Regions from separate parts of the Homo sapiens genome. Here regions 2 and 3 are each linked to region 1. Evidence: chromatin loops called from intact Hi-C (ENCODE). Cell type or tissue: ascending aorta. All regions are shown on one strand.

Region 1 (8,000 bases):
CCAAGTCCCACGTAGCCCAAGTCCACACAGCCCGAGTCCCACAGAGCCCACGTCCACACAGCCTGAGTCCCACACAGCCTGAGTCCCATGCAGCACAAGTCCCACGCAGCCCGAGTCCACACAGCCTGAGTCCCACACAGCCCAAGTCCACACAGCCAAAGTCCACACAGCCAAAGTCCACACAGCCAAAGTCCCACGCAGCCCGAGTCCCACACAGCCAAAGTCCCACGCAGCCTGAGTCCCACACAGCCCGAGTCCACACAGCCTGAGTCCACACAGCCCGAGTCCCACACAGCCCGAGTCCCACACAGCCTGAGTCCACACAGCCCAAGTCCCACGCAGCCCAAGTCCCACGCAGCCCGAGTCCCACACAGCCTGAGTCAACACAGCCCGAGTCCCACACAGCCTGAGTCCACACATCCTGAGTCCCACACATCCTGAGTCCCACACAGCCCGAGTCCACACAGCCCAAGTCCCACGCAGCCCAAGTCCCACGCAGCCCGAGTCCCACACAGCCTGAGTCAACATAGCCCGAGTCCCACACAGCCCGAGTCCACACAGCCCAAGTCCCACGCAGCCCAAGTCCCACACAGCCCGAGTCCCACACAGCCCGAGTCAACACAGCCCGAGTCCCACACAGCCCGAGTCCACACAGCCCGAGTCCCACACAGCCCGAGTCCACACATCCTGAGTCCCACACAGCCTGAGTCCACACATCCTGAGTCCCACACATCCTGAGTCCCACACAGCCTGAGTCCACACAGCCCGAGTCCCACACAGCCTGAGTCCCACATAACCCGAGTCTCACGTAGACCGAATCCCACGCAGCCCGAGTCCACACAGCCTGACGCCCACACAGCCCGAGTCCCACACAGCCTGAGGCCCACACAGCCCAAGTCCGAGTCCCACGCAGCCCGAGTCCACACAGCCCGAGTCCACACAGCCCGAGTCCGAGTCCCACATAGCCCGAGTCCCACGCAGCCCTGCTGGGCGATGCACTCATGACATGGGGCGTGTGATTTTCCCACTGCAGCTGCAAAAACCACACACATTTGGTGGCTCAAAACAACACAAATCTACCATCTTGTAGTTCCGTGGGCCAGAAATTAGTCCCACTGGGCCCAAGTCAAAGTGTCCACAGGGGTGGCCCCTTCTGGAGGCTCCAGGAGAACCCCTTCCTGCCTGTTCCAGCTTCCAAGGCCACCGTGGTCCTCGACTCCTGGCCCCCGCTATCTTCAGAGGACATCGCTTCAACCCCTGCCCCTGACACCAGGGCCCCTTCCCTCTCCTGAGGTCAGCGGCCCTCTGCCTGTCTTTTCCAGGGACGCCTGTGATTAATTCGGGAAATTTAGGGCCCACCCAGATCATCAGGGTCATCTTTCCTCTGTGGGCCCTTTCCTCAATCACATCTGCAAAGTCCCTTTTGCCACGCAAGGCCACATCCCCAGGTTCCAGGGATCAGGGCGTGGCACCACGGGCATCAGATTCCAGGAATTAGGGCGTGGCACTGCGGGCATCAGATTCTGGGAATTAGGGCATGGCACCGCGGGCATCATGATTCAGCCTTCCACACTGGGTAAGCCGTGTCCTTCATGTTGAAGTTGTGTGCATTCTGACAGGTACAAACCTTCCATGTTAATTTCTTCATAATTAAGGAAGAATTTCCAATGGCCTCTCACCCAAGCCATGCTAAAAAGGTGAATTAATCAGGCCTGCCAAGCGCCGGCCATTGCTGCCACCCATGCCCTCCCTACACTCAAGCTCCACGGTCCTTGTTTAGAAAATTACCTACTGCCAGGCTGTGGGCATCTGCAAGACAGTGAGTGACATTCATTCAAAGAAAATACAAGAGCCCAATACGGGAGCCATGAGTCACCTGCTGTCACATTTCCACAAGACACCCATCTACCACCCACTGCCAGCAGGGCTGCTGGACTCCACGATGTGGTCACGTTTCCACCAGACACCCATCCACCACCCACCGCCGGCAGGGCTGCTGGACTCCACGAGAGTGCGTGAATGACAGCATGAGCTGGTGCCAAAACTTTCCGTTCGGAGCCTCATGGGCTTTCAGCCGGTGACCGCCCAGAGCGGCCCTGTGGCCTGTGGACACATAGACAGGTTTTCTGCCCAGGATGGTCATAGGTCTTTAATTTTTCCTGCTTATTATTTTTAATCTGGAGAGAAACCAAAAATGATGGCTGGTGCAGGGTTGGATTGAGACGCAATTGTGACATAGGTCCATTTGAAATGCTCCCGACCCCCCTGCCTGCCACTTTCTGTCTGATGCCCCTGGCTGCATGCGCTTGCAGGTGAGCCCCCCGCCTGCTGCTTTCTGTCTGACGCCCCCAGCTGCATACGCTTGCCTGTGTTGTTCATAACGCCCGGTGCTTTGCTGGGTAACGTCGCCAAGGGTTCTCCAAACCTTCAGAAGTGCCCTACGCAGCTGTTACTCAAACTAAAGGGCTGTGGCAAATTAGGTAGAACCAGGACCGTGAAGTCTGGGAGGTGAAAGCTTTAGGGGAAAGAGGCAGGAATTACTTTGTGCTGGGCACGTGTGAGAGCCTAAGAATTCTGTCATGCACTCGCTGCTTATTCCACGTAATTTAAAATTTAAAATCCTGGTGAGCCGGCATTAATGTCCTAATTTTACAGACATGGAGACAGGATTTCACAGAGGCTAACTCCCTTGTTTAATGTCACAGAGTCCTGTGCTGGGATTCAAAGCCAGGGCTGCCCAGGTCAGCTGATGGCAGCAAGTTCTTCAGGAACTCAACCTACAATGAGTTAGCTTTGCTTCTGAAAACACCACTGGAAGGCCACCATCAGTGGCGTATTTTATGGACACTCTCCACCCCCATCCAGCTGTGGACACAGGGCCGTAAGCCTCAGTACCCCTGGAAGGCCACCATCAGTGGTGTATTTTATGGACAGCCCCCACCCCCACCCAGCTGTGGTCACAGGGTACTGAGCCTCGGTACCCAGGGAGAACATGGGGCGGACTTCTCCGTGATCTGATCAAATATTTGGTCAGCTTCCAGGACAAGAGGTGACCCAGCAGATGGGGTTTAGACACTGCAATATTGGTGCTGAGGAGACATTTTGCACGGGCCTTCAGAAGGAAGGAGAAAGTGTGGACCATTTGTGTGTGTGTGCATGTGTGTGTGTGCGTGTGTGCGTGAGTGTGTGCATCCATGCATATTTGCATGTGTGTATATTTGCGTGTGTGCATGTGCGTGTGCATGTGTGCGTGCGTGTGTGCATGTGTTTGTATGTGCATGTGCGTGTGTGCATGTATGTGCGTTTGCATGTGTGTGTGCATGTGTGCACGTGCATGTGTCTGCATGCCTGCATGTGTGTGCATGTGTGTGCATGCGTATTTGCATGTGTGTGCGTGTGTGCATGCATACATGTGTGCGTGAGTGTGCATGCATGCATATTTGCATGCGTGTGTGCACGTGTGTGCGCATGTGCGTGCGTGTGTGCACGTGCATGCATGTGCATGTGTTTGCATATGTGTATGTGTGCATGCGTGTGTGCATGTATGCGTGTTTGTGTATGCATGTGTGCGTGCGTGTGCATGCGTGCGTGTTTGCATGCGTGTGTGTGCATGTGTGTGTTTGCATGCGTGTGTGTGCATGTGTGCATGTTTGCATGTGTGTGCATGCATGTGTGTGCATGCATGTGTGTGTGCGTGCGTCTGTGTGCATGTGTGTGCGTGTGTGTGCACGCGTGCATGTTTGCGTGTGTGTGCGTGCGTGTGTGTGCGTGTTTGCATGCATGTGTGTGCGTGTGTGCATGCGTGCATGTGTGCGTGTGTGTGCATGCGTGTGTGTGCGTGTGTGTGCATGCATGTGTGTGCGTGCGTGTGTGCGTGTGTGTGCGTGCGTGTGTGTGCATGCGTGGCAGTTTTAAGTTACTAGTTTTTAAAGTCAGCACATTTTCATTGAATCAACTTGGTCAAAATCTATTACAGAATTTGGAACCCATTAAAGGAAAGTTCAGTGAGAAGCCCGTGTCTTCTCTTGGTCAACAATGGAACTTCTATGGAAATACTTAGGCAAAGACTTGAGTTTCCTTTGACCAACTTCTGGTGTTGAATCTGCTGAAGCTTGATAGGAATTTGATCATTCTCGGTTAGTAGTTTTTTTCTGGGTGGAATTGCTTTTTCACTACCTGTGTGTAAGGGGAGGAATCATCTGTCCTAAGGACCTGGTGGAAGCTGAAAGGGGCTCTGTTGGTTTCTACATAAAAGTGAAGAGTAAGTCTGTCCCTAAACTGCCTGGGCAGAAGGCCGGCTTCTCCCGGCAAAGGCCACGTGACACATGGAGAATTCAACAGCAACACTGAGTAAATGTGTTGGAATCTCACATTTTAGTTTCCCAGTTACTGACTGTGCATTCCCACATTTACAATTATTGAAGTACGTTCAAGAATGTAGAGTGTGAGCTTTATATAGTCTTGAGCAGTGCCCTGCTTTTAAGAGTGAATTATTTTTTAAATGGAAATGAGACTCATCTCTCCTGGATCTGAAGCTTGCCGTCAACTACCAGGACCTGAGACTCCCCCCGGCGCTTCCCATTTTCCTCAGGAGGAAGCCCTGTTGTTTCAGTGGGTGTGTGGTGAAGGGCAAGTTCTCCTAACGTGAACGTCATTAATGAAAGTTCTGCCATTTTTCTTCTTCTTTGTGAACAGCCCTTACCTGGTGAGCTGGGGAAACGGGGCCACAGGGGAGTCAGGCCTATGGGGGTGTCCGGACAGAGGGGCCGGGTGCGTGAGCCTTCCGGGGTGCCTCCGCCAGGCTTGAGCATTCTGTTAGTCCGGGCAGAGAGAACATGCTTTTCTAAGTCAAAAACCACTCATAAATCATGGGTTAGGAGTTACAACATCACCACAAATCCAGCGCTGCTCAGAGTTAAAACACGTCCTCGCCCCGCACACGCACAGGCTCTCTCTGTGCCATCACCATCCATCTGGTCTCCGGGGCCCATTTCTGGAATGTGAGGAGACAAGAGTTTGGGGCGCGCTTGCCGCTGTCCTCACGGACTCCTGGGGCAGCCCCAGGCACCCGCGAGAACCCGCCCCCCCAACCACCGGCCAACTTGGAGGCAACAAAGAGTGAATCAGAAATGCATGGCTGACATTTCCCTGAAAATAAATATATGCTAAAAAGTTAAAGAGAAATGTGGTTGGCCAAATGCATTTGGGGTTTTAATCAAACCAAAGTTATGTGAAAAACAGCCTGAAATACTCAAGTCACAGAGGCCTCAGGCGAGGGTCCATGAAGTCCCCCTCGGCACTCGTGTGTGGGTGGGACAGGGCCGGTCCTGACTTGGCCCCCTCCTTCCTCCCTGGGGCTTCTTCCCGGGCGCACAAAGCCAGGCAGGGTTAATAATGTTTATTACGTGCTTTGATGAGACGCTGTCTATTTGAAGCAACTAAGATCAGTTTATATATTGAATCTGAAATAAACATACCCATATGAAGATAATTTTTTTTCAAATTTTCCTTCTTTCGAGAGGCCCAATATAATCTTTTTGCTGCTTTACGGAGACTGCACACGTCCTTTGAAAGCATTGAGGAGGGAAACAAAGCTAAGTGGCTGGTGGAGCTGCCCCCGCTGAATCTGGGCATAATTCCATCTCAAACGAAAGTGGGCGGAAGAGCTATGAAAACAATTTTGGAAAGGTGGCCGGCTGTGAATCAACACCTTGGGGAATATTTAGGAACCTCACTGAATTTGCCTGTGGACATAGCAACTGAGTGTCCCAGCGCACATGTAATATCGTGAAGTTGTCCTGTCCCGAATTCTGATGCACAAGAAAGGGCAGGAGCAGAGGCCTGCGTGGTTCGTGGATCGCCCAAGTGCCAGTTCTGCCTTTGCTCTGATGCCAAACCAAGGAGGTCTGCATTTTCATCTGGGAAGGGGATGGAGTATCTGTGCCCCTGGCAGGACCATGTGGAAAGCCTTCTGCTCCACCCGTGGGAAGCCAGACCATGGTCTTGCTCACATTCTGAGAGACAGGGACCTTTGGGGATTGGCACACAGAAATAATTCGGATGCATCCTCCCAGCAAGCAGGGCACCTCTGTGTCTGCCGGTGGGTCTGGCTCTGGCTTTGCAGCTGCAGGTCTTGCAAAGCCATGGGAGCTGCCTGCCAAGCTGCTGGTAGCTGGAGGCCTTGGCCGAGGTGGGCTGCAGTGCATGTGCCCGCACAGGTGTGCCCACCCAGGTGTGCCTGCTCAGGTGTGGGGCTTGTCTCACACACTCCTTGTGCCAGTTTTTCCTCCCAGCTGGAAGTCAACAGGGACAAATAGCCCCAGGCCCCTTAAACTGGAAACTGTCAGTCACCCATTCCTCCTGGTCTGAAGTGTGTGAGAGAACATGGTGCTTTGTACACACATGTGAATGTGGACAGCATTGCATGTGTGTCCCACGTGTCCCATGGAGGCTGCTGGGCTGTTACAGCCGTTCTTGCAGAAACAAGCTGAATTCTTGCTTTCAGGTTATAAAAAAGACCTGGCACTGCACTGGAGGTTGTGGGACCTTCTGCTAACATTTGGCCTGGGGATGCTGGAAGATCCCTAACCCTTGGTGAGACACCCTTGGAGGCTGGCTGAGGGCACCACCTTCCTGTGAGTCCCTACCACAGCCTGGCAGCGCTTCCAGCCATCTGGCTGGGCTTGCCGCACACCTGGGCTGATCCCTGTCCCTGACTGGGAGCCACACTTCACCCAACAGCTTTCCTTTCTCTTTTAGGAGGGGTGAGGGTGGAAGGAAAGACAGGTTTGATTGAAAACCAGGTGGACTTTTGCAGATTTATTTTTTAATTTTGCATTTCTTTGAGTCACAGAATCCAAAAGTAGTTTTGTGGATGCAAACACATAATTAAGGCAAACAGCAGCAAAGGGGACATGAGGGGTGGAGCCCCCTCTCCACCACTGTTCACCAGCATTTCTGTGACCCAAGGGGACGTGAGGGATGGAGCCCGCTCTCCTCCTGTGTGCACCAGCACTGCTGTGACCATTGGTGTCATTCTTCTTTAATGGAGGGTCCTGTGCTTGGCTTCAAAGGCCTCCTCCAGCTGGGCCACCTCAGGCAATTTCCTGCCTGGTTTTAACTCATCATGTGTGTGTATATCATGCGTGTATGTGCCATGTTGTATATGCAGGGCATGTATGTATATGCCACGTGTGTACTCGCCAGGTGCATTTACGTCGTGTGCAGATGCCGCATGTGTATACACCACGTGTGTATACATGTGTGTTCATCGTATATATGCATCATATACATTTAAACTAAAGCCCCTGCAGGCATGTGCTGGTCCACCCCTGCCTTGAGTGCCTGCACACATCCAAGTTCAGGGCTAGTTCTGGGCAGAACTGGGGTCTCGGGGGCTTACCCCTGTCAGGGCTCCAGGGCTGGGGAGCCTTTCCCATCCTGAGTTTTAATTCAGTGCAGGAGGTCCTGGAGGTCTTGTGTGCAGGCTGGCCACCTCCTGAGCATTGAGTCTTCAGTGGGTGACGTTTACTGAGGTTCCCAGGGTGGGACTGCGCAGCCACCATTGGTGAACACAGAGCAGGACCTGCCCTGAAGGAACCGCAGGGGATGGGGCTGTGTCCGTGCCAGCCTTGCAGCTCTCTTCCTCTTCTGTCCTCAGAGGCCTCGCAGGGCAGTGGACGGCCAGGGCAGTGTGAGGAGATGGGGACACATGTCAGCAGGGGCCGTTGGGTGGAGGAAGCCGGCAGGATGCAGGCGTCCCTCCATCTCAGCTGCCCGTTGTGTAGAACTGGCCCAAGCCTGGGGCCTTCTCTCTGTTTAGCCTCTGTCCCCAGCAGAGCTTCTCAGGCCTGTGGTTCCACTTGTCCACTGAAGGGGCTCCATCAAGCCTGGAGGTCCCCAGGGAGGAGAGGGTGGCCTAGCTCCGGCCACCAGGCCTGCCTCAGAAGGGAGAGCCCTGCTTTATCTATTTTGTTTGTTGGCATTTCTGGGCAAGATTT
Region 2 (8,000 bases), 160 kb after region 1:
AAAATCACTGTGTGTAGAAAACCATCTCTTGTCTAGCCAGAGAGGCACCTGTTTGAGCTGCCACTGACAGAGAATCCCCACGGGGCTGGCCGGCTTTCTTGAACTCCGACTCCAAGGGCATCTCCATGCCAGCGCCCAGACAGGCAGCTCCGTCCCACTGCACCATTTCACACACCACCCTTTTCCACCCTTCTCACCACCCCTTGGTCCGTTCATAAGTGGGAAGGGTCCTGAGATCAAATCGTGGATCTGATGCCAACCAGAGCCCACAAGCCTCACAGGCCACACTGTGCATGGTGTCTGGGTCCCAGGACAGCGGGCTCAGGCCTTCCACACCGGCTCTAGCAGGCTGCTGCCTGAGAGAGTCCTGCCAGATGGGCAAGCCCAGTGGGGACAGAACGCTCCTAACAGGTGGGGCTTGCAGGGGGGCACTTCCAGCATCTGGAGCAGCTTGGCATCCCTGTGGTGGTGGATGGGCTGTGTGCTGCTCTCTGCCAGCCTGTGCGTGGTCTCCTGGCCCTCCCGGTCCACTCTCCCTTCTTTTCTGGCCCATGCCTACTCACCCCTTTACTCTTCCTCAGAGAGGCCTTTCTGCTCAAAGTCAGCTCTCCTGAGGACTAAAAAAGCAGGCCCTGGATCCTGGCTCTGCCGCTTCCTAAGTGGCCCTGGGCCAGTTACTTACCCCTCTGGTCTCACTTTCCTTGTCTGTATAACGGGCATGATGGCAGTCCCACCTCGCAGGGCTGGCATCTACATTAAATGACTTCAAGTCTGTGAAGGACATAGCAGGGATTGGCACACAGTAAGAGCTATATAGACATCAGCTGTGTACACGGTTGCAATAGACATTGCTTGAGTAAATTCTGTTTAATGCCCGCCTCCCCAAATTGGACTAAAGTGTGTAGTGCTGCGTCCCTGCCGTCGTTTCCTGTGGACACGTGACAGGTGTGTATGAGGGGGTGAGCCCAGGAATGAATGAATGCACATAAGGTGATGGCGGCGAGGGCCTGAGGGCTGCAGGCCATTTGGTGCCCTCCTAGAGGCTGCTCTGTTTTGGATGGCTTGGTCTGAGTGGGGAGCATTGCTCTTCCGGAGGGGACCTCTCCCCAGCTGCGTGTCCAGCAGAGCACGTGGAGAGGCAGCTTCCGATGGCGCACACAGCACATCTTTGGTGAACATCCATTGTGCACTCCTATGTGTGGGTTGCTCTGCTAGGTCCATTCAGCTGTACTTGGTGGGCTTTCACCACACTGCCCACTCCAGAGATGAAGAAACAGAGGTTTCGAGTGGTGAAGGTGCCTGGCCAGGGGCACGGAGCTAGGAGGGAGGGACGTTTGTTCTGCTGCCCATGCCCTGTCTTCTCCCTGCAGCGCCACATCCTCAGAAATTGGCACCCTCTTTCCTGTCACCCTCATGTTGTCCTGATGAGAGGATGGGAGGGCAGGAACCTTGAGAAAAGCCCAATAGCACAGAGACGCCGTCTAGACCAGAGAACGCAGCCCTTGCTGTTCCCTTTTCTTTTTCTCTCGCCTCCCTCATCTGATGCTGTAAACCTGCCCCCAGGATGTGAAGTTCTCGGAAGGGGTGAGCCGCAGGCTTGTTTAGCTGCTCTGAAGGAGGACTCCCTGCAGGGAGCTGCCCCTCACCCCTCTCACGTCTGTGCCGCAGACCTCCCTCCCCTCACTCACCTGGGAAGGGCGTCTGGAAGGAGCTTATGCAAACCACTGCCTCCATCAGCATAACACCGTTCCCTCCACTGGGCTGTTCTGGTAACACGTTGTTAAGGCTGAGAGCGGCTGGATTTGAACCAAGTGCTCAGAGCTACAAGACTTAACAGCTATTATTCCTCCCTTAAACCGGAGACGTTTCCTCACATTGTACTTTGTGGCTTCTTCCACCAGAAATTCGTATCCCCATTATGACAAAACCCACCCCTTTAGAATAGCATTTAGATGGAATGGGATCTCACAAATGGGAGCAATTCAGATGTGTCCTTTGGAATCCAAGGCTGAGGGGGATCACTTAGCAACCTCTTTGTGTCTGTGAACAGCAAGCAGATCCTTAAGGTCCAGCCTCCAGCCCGGGGTTCACAAAGGTGTTCACTGTCTGCAGACACTGTGCGTATCAGTCAACCCTTCTTTCTCGGCCCCTTTTCTGCAAGTACAGCCGGCAATCTTGCTTGTTATAAACACTTGGAAGTTCAGCAAATCCTTATCTCCAGAAAAATGCAATGACAGCATCAGAGTTGCTTTCTTGGGTCTGGATTTGTGTGCTTGCATGGCTCTGCTGGCCTGTGGAAATATGTGGAGCTATTTTCCCATCCTGGAGGCCAGGATCTTACAGGAAGGCAGGGGCAGGAAGGTTGGGCATCATCTTTTCATCCCAAGGTGGTTAAAAGGTGAAGTCAATGCACTATCAGGATCTCCTCCAATTTCTGTCTTGTAAAATATTTGAGTCATGAATCACGGAGCAGGTTATCAAGGGACGCTGGGTTCTGTCTTGAAATCATCTCTTACATATGAAGAACAAGATCAGATTAACTTTGTGTGGACTTATTTAAGGAAACACTGATTCAATGCAAGGGCCCGAAGAGAAAGCCACAGTGCTGGTCGGCTCAGAGACAGAGGCTGCCTGAGTGTAGAGAATGTTTAAATGTTGGATTCTGACCTCAGGCGAAATTTTGAATTTGCAGTCTGTACTGTTCTGTCTGTACAGTGCAAAATATTTTCTTATTTCAATTGAGAAACTCTCTCATGAAAGATATTCTAATTATTAGCATATTTACATTTTCCTTACGATATTAAAACCTGCACAGAAATATTCAGAACTATTATCAAAATATGATCATTTCCCGTCAAAAGTAGAAAATACTTTTTGCCTCTTTCGGGAACACATGATAAAAATAAACTGATGACTGAGAAGCTTAAGCTCTTTAAGAAATGTGGATTTGTAAAGAGATGATCCAAAAGGGAGAAACAAGCAAAGGAGGATTTTGAGAGCTTCAGGAGGTGGCCACACAGTGAGGTTAGCTTTGTATCCTAGGGGATTCTTACCAAGAAAAACCTTGTATTGCAAGGCCTGGAAACAATGTAATATGTAACCAAATGGTAACAGTAACAGCTGGGAAAGAGAGAAAGGCTGGCTTTGGCAGATGAACCAGGAGAATTGTGTTCCTTTTTATCCCCTGGGGACACTAAATTCCCAAACGCATATTATTTAGTTATTTTTAGATATGCAGCCTGCAGGGAAACCGCTGAGAACATTCCCGTGTAAATCCTCATTCAGCTTTCTGAAGTCAGCATTGTCTGATGAGTACCTGTTACAGAGGAGGGTTTGGGGTGGCTGCGCTGTGTTCCTTCATAGGAACCGTTGACATGTGTTTAGGGGTGTCTGGGCACTGTGACCTCGAGGCAGTGTCCGCTGAGAGTGCCAGAGGATGGATGGCGCCTTGAAGTTACTCCGTTTTCTCTGCCATCCAATGAATTGCTTGTAAATTTCCTGCCACATTACTATTGCATTTCCCAAAAATAAGATAAACATCCTCAAAATGTCATAAGCTATATTTTTAATTTGAATGTTGGTCTGTATTTCTGTCATATGCAAAATTGAAAAAAAAAGAAAACAAAAACAAATAATTTCAAGTTCTAAGATGTTTCCCCTGAGGAGTTTTACTGGGCATGTGTATGGCTATGGGAATTCCACGTTAATTCTAAACAGAATATTCAACTGCCAGTAAACTCTGAGACGAACTATTTTTATTTCTCGAGTTGGTATTCTAATGAAGAGGGGGAAGTGGATCCATATAGTGGCTTCAGTCTGTTGGAAGAGAAAGAACTACACTTTCTATTTGTAATATGCATCTTTCAGCATCATATAAACATTTAAACTTGGTCACACATTAGTTAGTAGATTTTCAATACTCTACCAAAAGGTAGTTCCTCGCCATTCTCCTCTATAAATCAGAATCAAGCTGAAATCAGGGTTTTTAGTTATCTTTGGTTGTGTAATGTCTTAAGATTTTAAAAACGTTTCCTTTTTTACCTAATTCACTTCAGTACCCCAACATGGGTATGTATGTTATGGCTATGATGACATTTTTGAGGTGAAGAGACTAATATATTGGGTTTTAAGGTCTTATATACATGTGCAACCCCTTAGCGCCAGAAGCAGAAACTAATCTTTTGTTTCTGAGTCCAGGGTCTGAGTGTTTAGGTGACAGTGTCCCCTCAGGGTACTAGACAGCTTACAGAATTTAAGTAGAACATGCCGAAGCACGGCAAATTAGTCAAAATGGAGCAAAAATATGTGCATAACTTAATTTGTGATGGCCATTTAAGAGTCCAAAATAATTTCATTTCACTCCTTATTTTCCTCTTTTAGGTTCCGTAAATGAAAAGTTACCCCAACGCGAAGGCACAGGAAAAACAGGTAACTATCTTAGAATAAATGTCTATGACGATATGTAACATCTAACTTATCCCGTGAAATAACTTCTCAAGTTAAAGTTGAAACATCCACTAGTGATGATGATGAGAGCCGAACCAGTTTGTTACTTCTGCATTCATTCAGCAATGCCATTCACTCACGATCACCAGCTCTGTTGGGCCTGTGCTCCGCTGGGGTCGCTGGTGTTGGACCTGTGCTCCGAGGCTTGTTTCGGGACCAACGGCAGATGCTGTTAGGACCCCCTGGAACCTCCCAGTCTGTGACTGTGGAGAGGGCTGAGGCTCAGTATTTTGGCTCCCTGTGGGATTCTAAACCATTGCAGTTATTGAGGACCCTGATAAAGATGCCTCAACTCCTCCCTACAAGGAGGAAGAGGAACAGTTTTTCTACCTACAGCAATCCCTGCCTCTGAGACTGGTACAAACAAGAGCTGAACAGAACCCTTAACCTTAAACATCATGTCGCAGCCTGCAGGTCCTGTTTCGGGGTCTGCGGGGTCTGTCACATGCCCACCATGACCCCCCTGGGAAAGTCTCCATCCTCTTCTCTGCCCTTGCCTCGGCCAACACCCTTCAGTACCAGGACACATTTCTGCTTTTCTCTTACATCAGCCTTTAAAGTCAGACGTTGTTTTCAAGATGAGAAGAAATACTTTAGTACCAAAATTTTAGGTACTTTTCTTTTCTAGTGTAGGTTACAGTGTAATGAACCAGTAACAAACAAAAATAATATAAACACAGACCAGGCCGAGGCAGGCAGATCACCTGAGGTCAGGAGTTTGAGACCAGCCTGGCCAAAATGGTGAAACGCCATCTCTACTAAAAAGACAAAAATTAACCAGGCATGGTGGTGCATGCCTGTAATCCCAGGTAGTCAGGAGGTTGAGGCAGGAGAATTGCTTGAGCCCAGGAGATGGAGGTTGCAGTGAGCCGAGATCACGCCACTGCACTCCAGCCTGGGCAACAGAGTGAGATTCTGTCTCAAAAACAAAAACAAAATAATAAAAATAAAAATCGGAGTTTTATTCAACCAATCCCTTCTGCATGTGTGGAAACTGTGGTGGGGCCCATCCCTGCCCTGGAAGATCCTTTGCAAAAAGAGTTCTGTATTACTAGGACACTGACATTTTGGAGGGACAAGCTGGCATGAAAGTAAATGTCAGGCTTTCTGTCCAGAGGGTGCCTACCAAGGATGAGGCAGGACTGGCTTCCTGGAAGGGGAAATATGTAACAGGTGTGAGCTGGAACAGAAGAAGCCTCACAGTCAAGGAAGATAGCTCATTTTCCAGCCGAAAAATGATGACAGGCATAATGGGGACACTGGGTTGGGGGAGGGTTTATGTTTGGAAAGGAAGGGGTAAAGTTGCATAGAGCAATAGTGTGAGCTGCGTGAACTGAGTCGAGAAGATAATGGTGTGGGTATGTCGACATTTGTAGAGAAAGGAAGGGACAATCTCATGATTAGGAAAATTAATCAAATGTGGAAAGGGAGGAGGAGATGGAAGGATCATCGTCTTTCAGAGGGCATTTCTTAATCCTGTTTATTATGATATTTATTGTACCCACTGTAAAAAAAAAAAATCTAGAGGAATTAGTACATGGGCATGAAAGTGAGTTAAGGAAAGAACACACCCCCCACTTTAGGCCGGAATACGCAGAGGGGATACCTGGATTAAGCAACAGAGCTGGTTTCCAGACACAAATAAGACACTTCACACACTCTGATAGAGGGAAAGTAAAAAATGCACAGCTCTTCGAGATTTTTGTTTTATTTCCTTAAGGCTGACTTCAGCAGCCACCAATGGCCTTGTTTGTTGGGACAGAGCCACCCCGTCTGTGAGGGACGGGGGCATGGAGTAGGGCCTATGATGACCGTGCTGAGGAGGGAAGCATGGACAGGGCAGGAAGGAGAGCGGCCTCTGGTGCCCAGAATCAGGGCTGGGAGGAGGAACGGCCAGTGGGCCCATTACTCACCCTGTCCTCAGGCCACACCTGCCCTCCCTGCCTGCCATTCAGGCTGAGCTTTCAGACTGGTCTGGCCCCAGTGACTGGGGAATGGGCTGGTGGTCCCAGAGTGGTGACTTGGTGAGGCCTCAGCAAAAACACACAACAGTAATAATGTATTTGATTGTCCTCATTCCAAAAAATTTCAAATATGTTCTTTTAAGACTTTTTGTATGTTCTTGTGTTTAAAATATGTTTCCCATTTTGTTTTATTTTCTTGGAAGAAGATTGTAAAATATTCAACCACAGAATATTCCTAGTTTATTGTTATTATCAGTGTTAGACTTGGATATTTCAAATAACTGATGTTACATTTTTGTCAGTATTTTGATAGCTAGCAAACTGTTTTTGAGAGATTGCTCAATGTTAAATTTTTTTGAAAATCTGTTTTGATTTTCCCCCTAAAAAGTCTTATAAGAAACTTTATTCTTTAGACCACTGGGAAGTTCATGACTTAGTTATCTACGTAAGCCTTGTATCTGGCCCTCATCTTTGCCACTTTTTCCTATATTTCAATCCAAAAGTTATTTAACAAAATGATATAAGCAAGCTTCAGTGAAAAAAAAAAAAAAAAAAAAAAAAAAGGATGATCCTGAGAGCACCACAGTGCCTTGTGATTGCCTCCTGGGTGGGGCCCTGAGTGTCTGGAGAAGGACTCCTGACTCACAGGCTCCACCATCCTGCCAGGTCTCTGAGCCATTTAAAACCTCTTTCTTTACCAGGGGGCCCAATGTGTGTGTGTCAATTAATTAAATACAGATTCTTCACTTGGAAAATGCGAGTCTATGGGTGGTGTAGGGGCCTGTGACACCCCAGTCCGCCCTTTCCTCCATTCTCCGATCACTTTCGCCCTGTCCCCTCCACCCCGTGCCCCACTCACATCCTTACTTAGATTATGCCATGGCAGCAGTGGAGAGAGGGAGGGCCAGAGGTGTAGAAAGGGGTCCAGGATTCTCCAACCCTTGCCTTTCTCTTGGGGAAAACAGAGGATGTGTTAAGGGCACAGGGCTCTGCTCAACCCCACCCCAGTCCCTGCCAAGCCCTCTTTTGTAACCTCCAGTGGCCTGAATTTATGACTTCTCTTTCCCAGGGCTAGACTTTCTTTACTCTAATTATTTTGATTCCTTCCTCATCTGCCCTATGGCCTGTGATTGGCTCTGATAGTTTAGAACTGATCGGATATTTTCCACGTGAAGTTAGGTCAGTGTCTAGCCTCGAGCATTTTAAGTAGCGGCTCACTCAAGACTGGTATAGTCATTCCAGCCGCAGCTGCAGGCAGCATCGCGTTGGGTCTGTGTGGGGTTGCTGTTGTGGTTGATCTGTGGGGACTGAGTGCAAGTCCTCAGCATCCACCCGTATGCACACTTACTTAACTTACTCTCATAATTGTAGTCTCCTTGCAAATCTTTTCCGTTCTGAATTCAGATGATGCCGCAGCTCCAGCGTTGGAGACTCAGCCTCAAGGAGATGAAGAAGGTGAGCCGGGGTGGGGATTGCACAGTCTGGGTTGGGGAGGAGTGCGAGGGACGGTATGGAGCTGGGAAGTGGAGC
Region 3 (8,000 bases), 220 kb after region 1:
TTCTTTGGAGCCAAAAATCCCTTCCCTAGAATTCTGCTAGCAAATTTAATTCATGGATCATTGGTCAGAATTAGATCATATGTCCATGGCTAAACCCACTGCTGGCAAGAAAAATTGAGTTGGTTTACACTGGTTTGAATTGATCACCTAGGGAGACATGGGTACTGGGCACCAGGCAAAATAATCAATATTAGGCAGTATCTGATAAGCCACAGCCAGCTTCACCATTCCTCATCTCCCAGTGATTCTGCCATTATTGAGTAACCAGGTCGCATTTCTATTTAAATGCCCTCTGTTCCCTCAGCGCAATTTTCTTATTAATTTTCTGAAATAAGCAGCCCCAGGGAGATACTTCATAGTTTTGATTTATACCTGGGTTGGCAATTAAGATGTTTGTTTTCTTTAATCATCCTCTAAATTTCCTGATGGGGAAGAAACATTTAATAATCCAGTAACAGTAAGAAGCTATAAACATAAATTGCATCGTCTTTGATATGTGACCTCTCTTATCCTCATGTCACCATGCATGAGAATTAAAAGGCGTTAGTTTTGTGGCAGACTCATCCCAAGGACCACAAGTACATGCCACTCTGCCCAGATGAGGCAGGAGCAGCTTGCTCTGGTGCAGTTTCTAGTTGGACCCATCACTTAGAAGGAGATATGAGGAGGGGCAGAGGCTTCAGCCCTTCCTAGTGCCCCTGACTTTTGTGTCAAAATTGGCATCTTCGTCATTGTTTGCAGATCCCGGAAGGAGGGGTCCAGGCACCTGTCATGAGTGCAGGCCCCCATGAATGGTAGAGTCCAGGTGGGAGCCGAGGGGCAAGTTTCCCCTCAGCCACTAACAGTAGTGAGGAGAGAATGGGAAGGGGCCATCAGACTGAGCTGAGTCAGGCTGATGGCCAGATTCTGCATTCATGCCCAGAACAGAGAGGCTGATGAAGCCTTTGTCTGTCTGCCATCCAACTGCTGGCTGTTCCTACCTCACATCTGGGCAGCCTCTGTTCCTGGACCCCAGAGCATGTCTCTCAATGAGGTGTGTAGCCTCTGTTCCCCAACCCCAGAGCGTGTCTTTCAGTGGGGTGTGCAGGGGATCATGTGGGCATAGGACTGCATTTCTCCCTGGCAGAGAACCTGGTATCTGATGGGCAATGAGAGAAGAGACGTTTGTGTTTTTCCTTATACAAATAAGTTAAAATAAACCTATTGAAAAGAATGGTGATGGATGACAAAGCTGAAATTAACGGACTTATTTCTCCTCTTTCTCCTCTCTTGAGATTGTCAATTCTGCAAGTCATGGGCATTTCACACTACTCATTAAAACAAGCAGAATACTGTCATGTAAATATATATTTTTATATTAGCATCAGTGATAGGATTTGCAACATACCTCTATCCCAAATGTGGAACAAAACCGAAATGCCCGTCCAGGTGGCTGGCTTCCTGATTGCTTCGAAGCTAGGAGATTTGGAATGAGGGTAAGAAATGATCTAGTCTCGTGCCACCCATGTGAAGGATACAGGTACTGATCCTGAAGGGCTTCAGGGGCACAACAGAGTTCATGTTAACACTTCCTTTTTCTAACACTACAGAGCAGTCCAGGGCTCTAAGGAGGTGTGCCCTCTGATACTCGGAGAAGCAAGATGGCCCCTAAGGGCTGGAACTCTATCCTCAGAGTCTACGTCATCCATTCTGAGCTGGGACATTCGCCTGGCTTTTGGCAGCTCCCCCTTCATAAGCCCTCGGGCAGGAAGGGTCCATTCTAATGTAGGTCTCAATTCGGCCCCTGAGACACTGACCCGGAGCTTGAAGTGAAGATCGTTCAGCCCTCAGAGTGCCCTAGTTCTACAAATTTAACACGCATAAGTAAAAATAAGAGCTTCCTAATCCCTCAGGAAGCCAGCTTCCTGTACACATCATCTCTGGGTGAATGTTTTACTTCTCACCTGCTGGCCGCAGCAGCAGCTGCATTAGGAGACACCTGGCTGGGTAACAGGTCCTTTACTGAGTTCGCCTTTCTTGTGACCTCTTGGAGCTGACCCCCACCCCCACATTTTCAAAGAATATGAGTTAATGGCTTTCAGTTAGAATGTGATAGCTTAACTGTTTGCCAGAGTGTGTCAGAGACTTTAATTTCAAAAACAATATTTCAAAAAGATATATTAAGTTTGTCTGACTGGGGTGGCAGGTTTTCTGGTATCAAAGAGGCTATTGAGGGCCAAGGGTGGCAGGAATGTGTGGTTCCTGACTCTTATGACAGCTGGATGGGGTCCTCTCACTGGGACTGCTGGACTCTCTGGGGCCTCTGTTAGAACACTTTAAATATGTCCCTTTAGAGAGAAATTTCATTTTATTTTCTATGGCTGAAAAGCATGTAAGCAATGAAAAAAATAGAACCTAAAGTGATCTCTGTGAAGTAAATAGGATCTTGTAGCCCTTTCTTTAAGAATGAAAAAAGAAAATAGGGCAGAGGGAGAGGATGAGAACTGGCGGAACGCTGGCCTCCTGACAACCTCAGGGCTCCGGGCCGGACCCCCTCCCGCTGGCCTCCTGCTTGTCTTCTTCATTTTCCAAGGAGTCTTTCTGGAGCCCCAAGACTGCACCTGTGCCCCATGATGGTGTTGGCGGGCACTGCGTCTCCCAGTGTGTCACTTGCCAGGGCCTGAGGAGGCCGCCACGAAGGATTCCACGTGCCTGACACTCATGGATGGGAGGGGCAGGGGGCTGGGGAGCCGCCATGCAGCATGAGGTCAGCTGAGTGGAGGGGAAGCGAGGAAAGTTGGTGTGGGCTGTCTGGGGTCCTGCGAGTCCACAGAAAGGGGCGGTGGGTGTGCTGACCCAGGAATCTCCCATCTCCCGGGAACGCACCTCCCCGGCGTCTCCTTCATGCTGGTGAGAAGCCCCACTTCTTGGTGAAAGCCACAGTGAAGGATTTCTGTGTGCGGAAGATTGTCCTCCTTGGGGGTGGGGGCTCCGGGAGGCAGGTTCTCATGGTGGCCCGCACTCTGTTTAAATGTCCACCTCCTCTACTGGATGAGGCTGGTGGTCTGCGTGGCAGGGGTCTCCTCCTTGCCCTACACCCAGGACAAGGATAAAACCCAGGCAAAGCAGGCCTTGGTCAAGGGCTGCTGAATGGCATGCATATGGCAGTGTTTATGAGCTGTTTACCGGATTTGAATCTGACACCCTTAGGGACAGGCACCCTGGTTCCCACTGCCAATTCAGTAGTACCACAGAGCCACTTGCTCCCATGAGCTCTGCAACCGCAGCAGCCAGGGCACCTGCCCTCTTGGATGTCAGCCCTGTCTGTTCAGGACTTAACCTGCAGTTTGTCATTGATGCTAAGTGGGACCAGAGAGTCGTTTTTTTTTTTTTAACACTGAGGCAGACTTTCGTAGCTTCACGAGGTGGATTGGAAATGAGTTGGCCTTTGGTGCTACAGGAATCTAAATCCTGAAGTCCTTTGCATCCTTTCCTTGGGCGGGGTGGGGGTAGTGGTCACACCCTCTGTCCTCGTGCACACACTCCTGCTCTGACGAAACAACCCAAGTGCTTCCTCCATCCAACCCTGCAACGGGAGGAGGGGGAGGTGTGGGCGCTGCTCCATCCAACCCTGCAACGGGAGGAGGGGGAGGTGTGGGTGCTTGGCAGCTGCTAGATGAGATTCATTTCAGAGACGGGATGGAGAGACGGCCCTGCTGTGTGATTGAAGTCACAGTGTGCTTCTTCCTACTGACTGCAAGCAATAGCTTTCTATGCCAAATATCCACAAAGGTGACAGAAAGGAGTGAGGAGGTCATGGGTGTCATAGCATCAGAGCCACAGGTCACGGTGTATGCTAGGGTAGGACACTCCAGAAATGGAAGACAAACCACAGCTGGTCTCAAGCCCGTTGTTTTCTCTCTCCTTCCCCCGCCTTCCCCCCGCCCATAGGTACGAGCAGCCGAAATGTGACAACACGGCCAGGGCCCACCCAGCCAAAGCCCGGGACCTGTACAAGGGCCGCCAGCTACAAGGTGAGCAGCACCCGCGAGTGTGGCCCGAATCCACAGGCCCCACCATGCAGTTTCTTGCAAATTTGGAATGAAAAAGACTTTATCTGACTCTGTTTCCCAGGGGGCCTGTCTGACTCTGAGGCCTCCTACCTCCTTGCAGAGGGCCCTGAGTCCAGGCAGGGAGACAGGGGGCCAGGAGCCCACACGGGGAGCACCTGGGGGGCTTCCTCCCTGCTGCTGTGTATGGAAGGTCAGACATGGAAGAGAAAGAAAGGGCCCCTCACAAATCAGATCAGCACACAGCACCCTAACCTCTCTAGATGCTCCTGAACCCCACAGCCCAAAGAACCCTTTATTCATTCTACCTACATTTCACTGTCACTTTCTGACATTCCTTTTTCACTGAATCAACAGTTCATGAAGCTAAAGTTTAGGTTTTAAGAAAACATGAGTTGAATGTATGTATTGAGTTTAATTACAAAGAAATATTGTAATTAAACAGAGGTGAATTAAAATTTATAATAATTGAAAAATGCAGTCACAAAAAGACGTCATGGGGTGAATTTGATATATCATTAAGAAGCTTCAAAGCTACTTGCCATTTGTTTCATTTTGATCTTTTTTTCTCTAAATATCTCCAGATTGTGTATGTTTAACCAACATCTCAGAGACATGAAAATCACACTACAGCGTACTTTGTTTAGAGTACGTGCTTGATCTTGTCTCATACAGAAACTGGATGAATTCCGGATGAGTAAACTTTTGTGCTTCCTGTACTATTTGTACTGTCATTGGTAGAAAGGTTTTAAATTGTAAAAAGTAAAGATGTTCGGCTTATAAATGAGGACAGGGTAGAGCAGAATGTCCACAGTCTATACATGTTTCATTGCTACGTGTTCATAGCGATTCCACAACATGAGTAACGAGAATGGTTGACACAGGGAAGCAGAGGGCGGAATGTGGTTCCGGGGACACACAGCACAGTTATTCTGCCAGCTCTTGGTAAACACCGTGCAGCTCACTGGGCTGGCTTGTTAGGAACTGTCTTTGTCTTAGTTCTTCATGGTTTCCCAGCCGTGTACCTCCTCAGTGTCTTCCTTGTGAGGCAGGTTTGAGGAATCTGTTGGTTCTAGTAATTTTTTTTTAATGAGAGTATGGTCCTTGTGTGAGCAATCAACTTGCTTTCTGTTGAATGAATCAGCTTCTTTCTGGATCTCGCAGGTGAGGGTGGGGGAAGAGATCACGATGGTGCAAACACACCCGTCCCTGTGCATGCCTAGTGAAGGGTGTTTTGCCTTTGACCCCGTGTCTGCAGGCTGTGCTCAGCTGCTGGCTGAATTCCATCCCCCTGATGGCCCTGTCAGGAGGGAGTTCTCCTCCTCCATTATCTGGTGTCATCTCTTGTCTCTGAAGTCCGATTTTAATATTGGTGGGCAAGATGTTTCCTTAAAAGACATAATGAGCTTCTCACATGCTTGCTGCATGGAAAGCCCTCAATAAATGTTTCCTGGTTTTGGTTGGTCTTGACCTTGTCACGTGCACTTCAATCTGTCTTTTGCCCCTAGTGTACTTCTTGAAGAGTCCAAGATTCTTAACTTATTTTTTTTTTCGATAGCACAAAGTTGCATCACTTCTAAGCCAAGCTGCACTGTGGTCTTCACACAGGTGATACGAGTGCAATTTATGGAAGTCAGTTTCGCTTCTCATTGGTAAAAGGGACCGTGACAGAGGCTGGCTTCTGCTGCCTCTCAGGAGTGCACGTGGCAGGAAGACCTTTTCCTGGTGGAATCTAATCTGTTACACTCTAGACCCAGACTATTGATTTAAAGATGACACAGTCATTTGTCCAGTGAGAACAACTGGTCCTTGATATTGAGAAACATGATGTCATTGTCTTCTCTGAGTGTCAGAGGTGCCATTTGGAGATACAGCATCCCACACTGTGAGGATGGGCACGTCAGAAACCATGCTCCTCTCTGCTAAAACAGGAGGAGAAGGATGGTTAGATGCTCACAATGAAGACGGCGTTTCCTTGCCCACACCTCAGACGAAAACCAGATTGCTGAGGCATCAAAGCCACGTGACGCAAACTGTGCAAAGGTCAGCTTGTGCTGTTGCCATAGATGTTTGGGAGTGCACTGTTCATGACCACTTAATTATTTTGATTATTTGGAGATAATTATCCTTATTAGGAAAAAACAAGTAGGTCTTAAAATAGCTGCAGGATAGAGGCTGTTCCTGGTAGAGAGGAGAAACCTATTTCCAAAATAACACAGCAGCCTTTGAGTAGGAAGATCCTTCAGGTCCCATGCAGGCTGATGTATTTTATTCTTAAAAGGTACCGTTTCCTTTTGAAGTTGCTTTTCTAAGGTTTTGCCAATGTAGGTCCTCTATTTTCCATGTAAAGCTGATAATATTTTCACACAAAATTCACTTGTTTGGGGTGAGCAGTTGATTTGTCACCAAATACTTATTCACATCTTATGTAGGACAGTTAGCAGGTGTTTGGCAGCAAACGATCATTGAGTCTTTGGAGGCCATCATTTTATTATATGGCACAAGAGATCTAGGTCTGGCTTAAGGGGCTACATAGTGACGACTGGGTCACCGTTTTGGCTTTTGAAGGTTCTTCTTTCATTGTGTAGGTTTCCTCCTGGGACTATCACATCCTGTGTAGCAGAAATTCTAAAAAGAGGCACAAAACCACACCTTCTTAAACCACACCTTCCTAAACCAGATCTTCTTAAACCAGCCCTTCCTAAACCACACCTTCTTCTTGGACAGGTTCACCTCACTTTATTTTGCCCTGGCATCTCTGATCACACTCTGGTTGGTGTTTTAAATAACAGGGTTACTCTGTCTCTCCAGCCTCCCCAGCCCCCTGACATCCTCCCAGGTCCTCATGTGAGGCTGGAGAACCAGGCACTTGCATTGAGCTGTGGCTCCTGTGTCGGGGCCGTGGTGTGTCTGTTGGGCCCTATGTGGCTCCCGTGTCGGGCCTGGCTGTGGCTCCCATGTCTGGCCCTGCTCTGGTTCCCATGTCCGGGACCCACCGTGGCTCCCGTGTCGGGCCTGGCTGTGGCTCCCATGTCTGGCCCTGCTCTGGTTCCCATGTCCGGGACCCACCGTGGCTCCCGTGTCGGGCCTGGCCGTGGCTCCCATGTCTGGCCCTGCTCTGGTTCTCATGTCCGGGACCCACCGTGGCTCCCGTGTCGGGCCTGGCCGTGGCTCCCATGTCTGGCCCTGCACTGGTTCTCATGTCCGGGACCCACCGTGGCTCCCGTGTCGGGCCTGGCCGTGGCTCCCATGTCTGGCCCTGCTCTGGTTCCCATGTCCGGGACCCACTGTGGCTCCCGTGTCGGGCCTGGCCGTGGCTCCCATGTCTGGCCCTGCTCTGGTTCCCATGTCCGGGACCCACCGTGGCTCCCGTGTCGGGCCTGGCTGTGGCTCCCATGTCTGGCCCTGCTCTGGTTCCCATGTCCGGGACCCACCGTGGCTCCCGTGTCGGGCCTGGCTGTGGCTCCCATGTCAGGCCCTGATGTGGCTCCCGTGTCTGAGCCTTGCTGGAATTCTTCCCTCTGCTTGAGCTGCATCTCTCTTAGCTCCTGTGCCTCCCACACATCCTTCAGGACGGCTTCCTCAGGATGCCCAGGCGGCCGGCCACTCACATGCACCTGTCCAGCTTGTTCCCACCTGGTGGGGCACAGCGTGTGGTGTGGGTGTGGACTCTGCCCCGTGCCTCACAGGGTCCCTGGGGAGGTGGAGACTGCACCTCCATGTTCCCGGCATCCGCGAGGTGGAACGAAGGATGTAGGCAGTTTTCTTTTCCTACTAGAAGACTTTTTGGCTAAGTGATACTGGTAAGCTTTGACTTACTAGCCATGTGGTTTTGCTTATCTAGGGCCCCGCAGCACTGGTCTTGAATGGGCTTTCCAGTGTGGGGAGAGGGTGACCCCAGCCTTTACCTGAAGAGCAGTGCTGGGTTCGTGATCTCCATCGGGGAGAGGG

Evidence for each region. Hi-C counts contacts between places; a loop is a spot of excess contacts. Peaks named below come from ENCODE experiments on the same cell type or tissue, not always from the same donor. Only the 100,000 strongest peaks of a DNase experiment are listed, where the experiment ranks them.
Region 2: it touches region 1 in a loop (5-fold over the local background); 10 of 110 quality-filtered maps call a loop at or near these places.
Region 3: a loop joins it to region 1, with 2.6 times the contacts of the local background. A loop is called at or near these places in 9 of 110 quality-filtered maps.

The regions. Positions count from the first base shown.
Region 1 is chr6:168,379,921-168,387,920 of GRCh38, forward strand. No RefSeq gene overlaps it. Among named protein-coding and RNA genes, the nearest start is that of SMOC2, 57 kb to the right of the region's middle. RefSeq lists enhancers at 3,119-3,620, 3,621-4,120. In ascending aorta, a CTCF peak has its summit at 1,927; a DNase peak (open chromatin) is centred at 4,303; H3K4me3 peaks cover 1,671 bases; H3K27ac peaks cover 1,876 bases.
Region 2 is chr6:168,539,245-168,547,244 of GRCh38, forward strand. It overlaps SMOC2 (SPARC related modular calcium binding 2), which reads left to right. Exons shown (of 13, transcript NM_001166412.2): 5 at 4,381-4,428; 6 at 7,875-7,925. Among named protein-coding and RNA genes, the nearest start is that of SMOC2, 100 kb to the left of the region's middle. RefSeq lists an enhancer at 1,079-2,006. In ascending aorta, a CTCF peak has its summit at 6,387 (motif pointing left); DNase peaks (open chromatin) are centred at 3,295 and 6,369; H3K4me3 peaks cover 409 bases; H3K27ac peaks cover 7,663 bases.
Region 3 is chr6:168,604,227-168,612,226 of GRCh38, forward strand. SMOC2 (SPARC related modular calcium binding 2) reads left to right here. Exons shown (of 13, transcript NM_001166412.2): 9 at 3,931-4,013. Among named protein-coding and RNA genes, the nearest start is that of SMOC2, 170 kb to the left of the region's middle. RefSeq lists an enhancer at 2,362-2,898. In ascending aorta, no CTCF peak of the experiment used is centred here; no DNase peak of the experiment used is centred here; H3K27ac peaks cover 402 bases.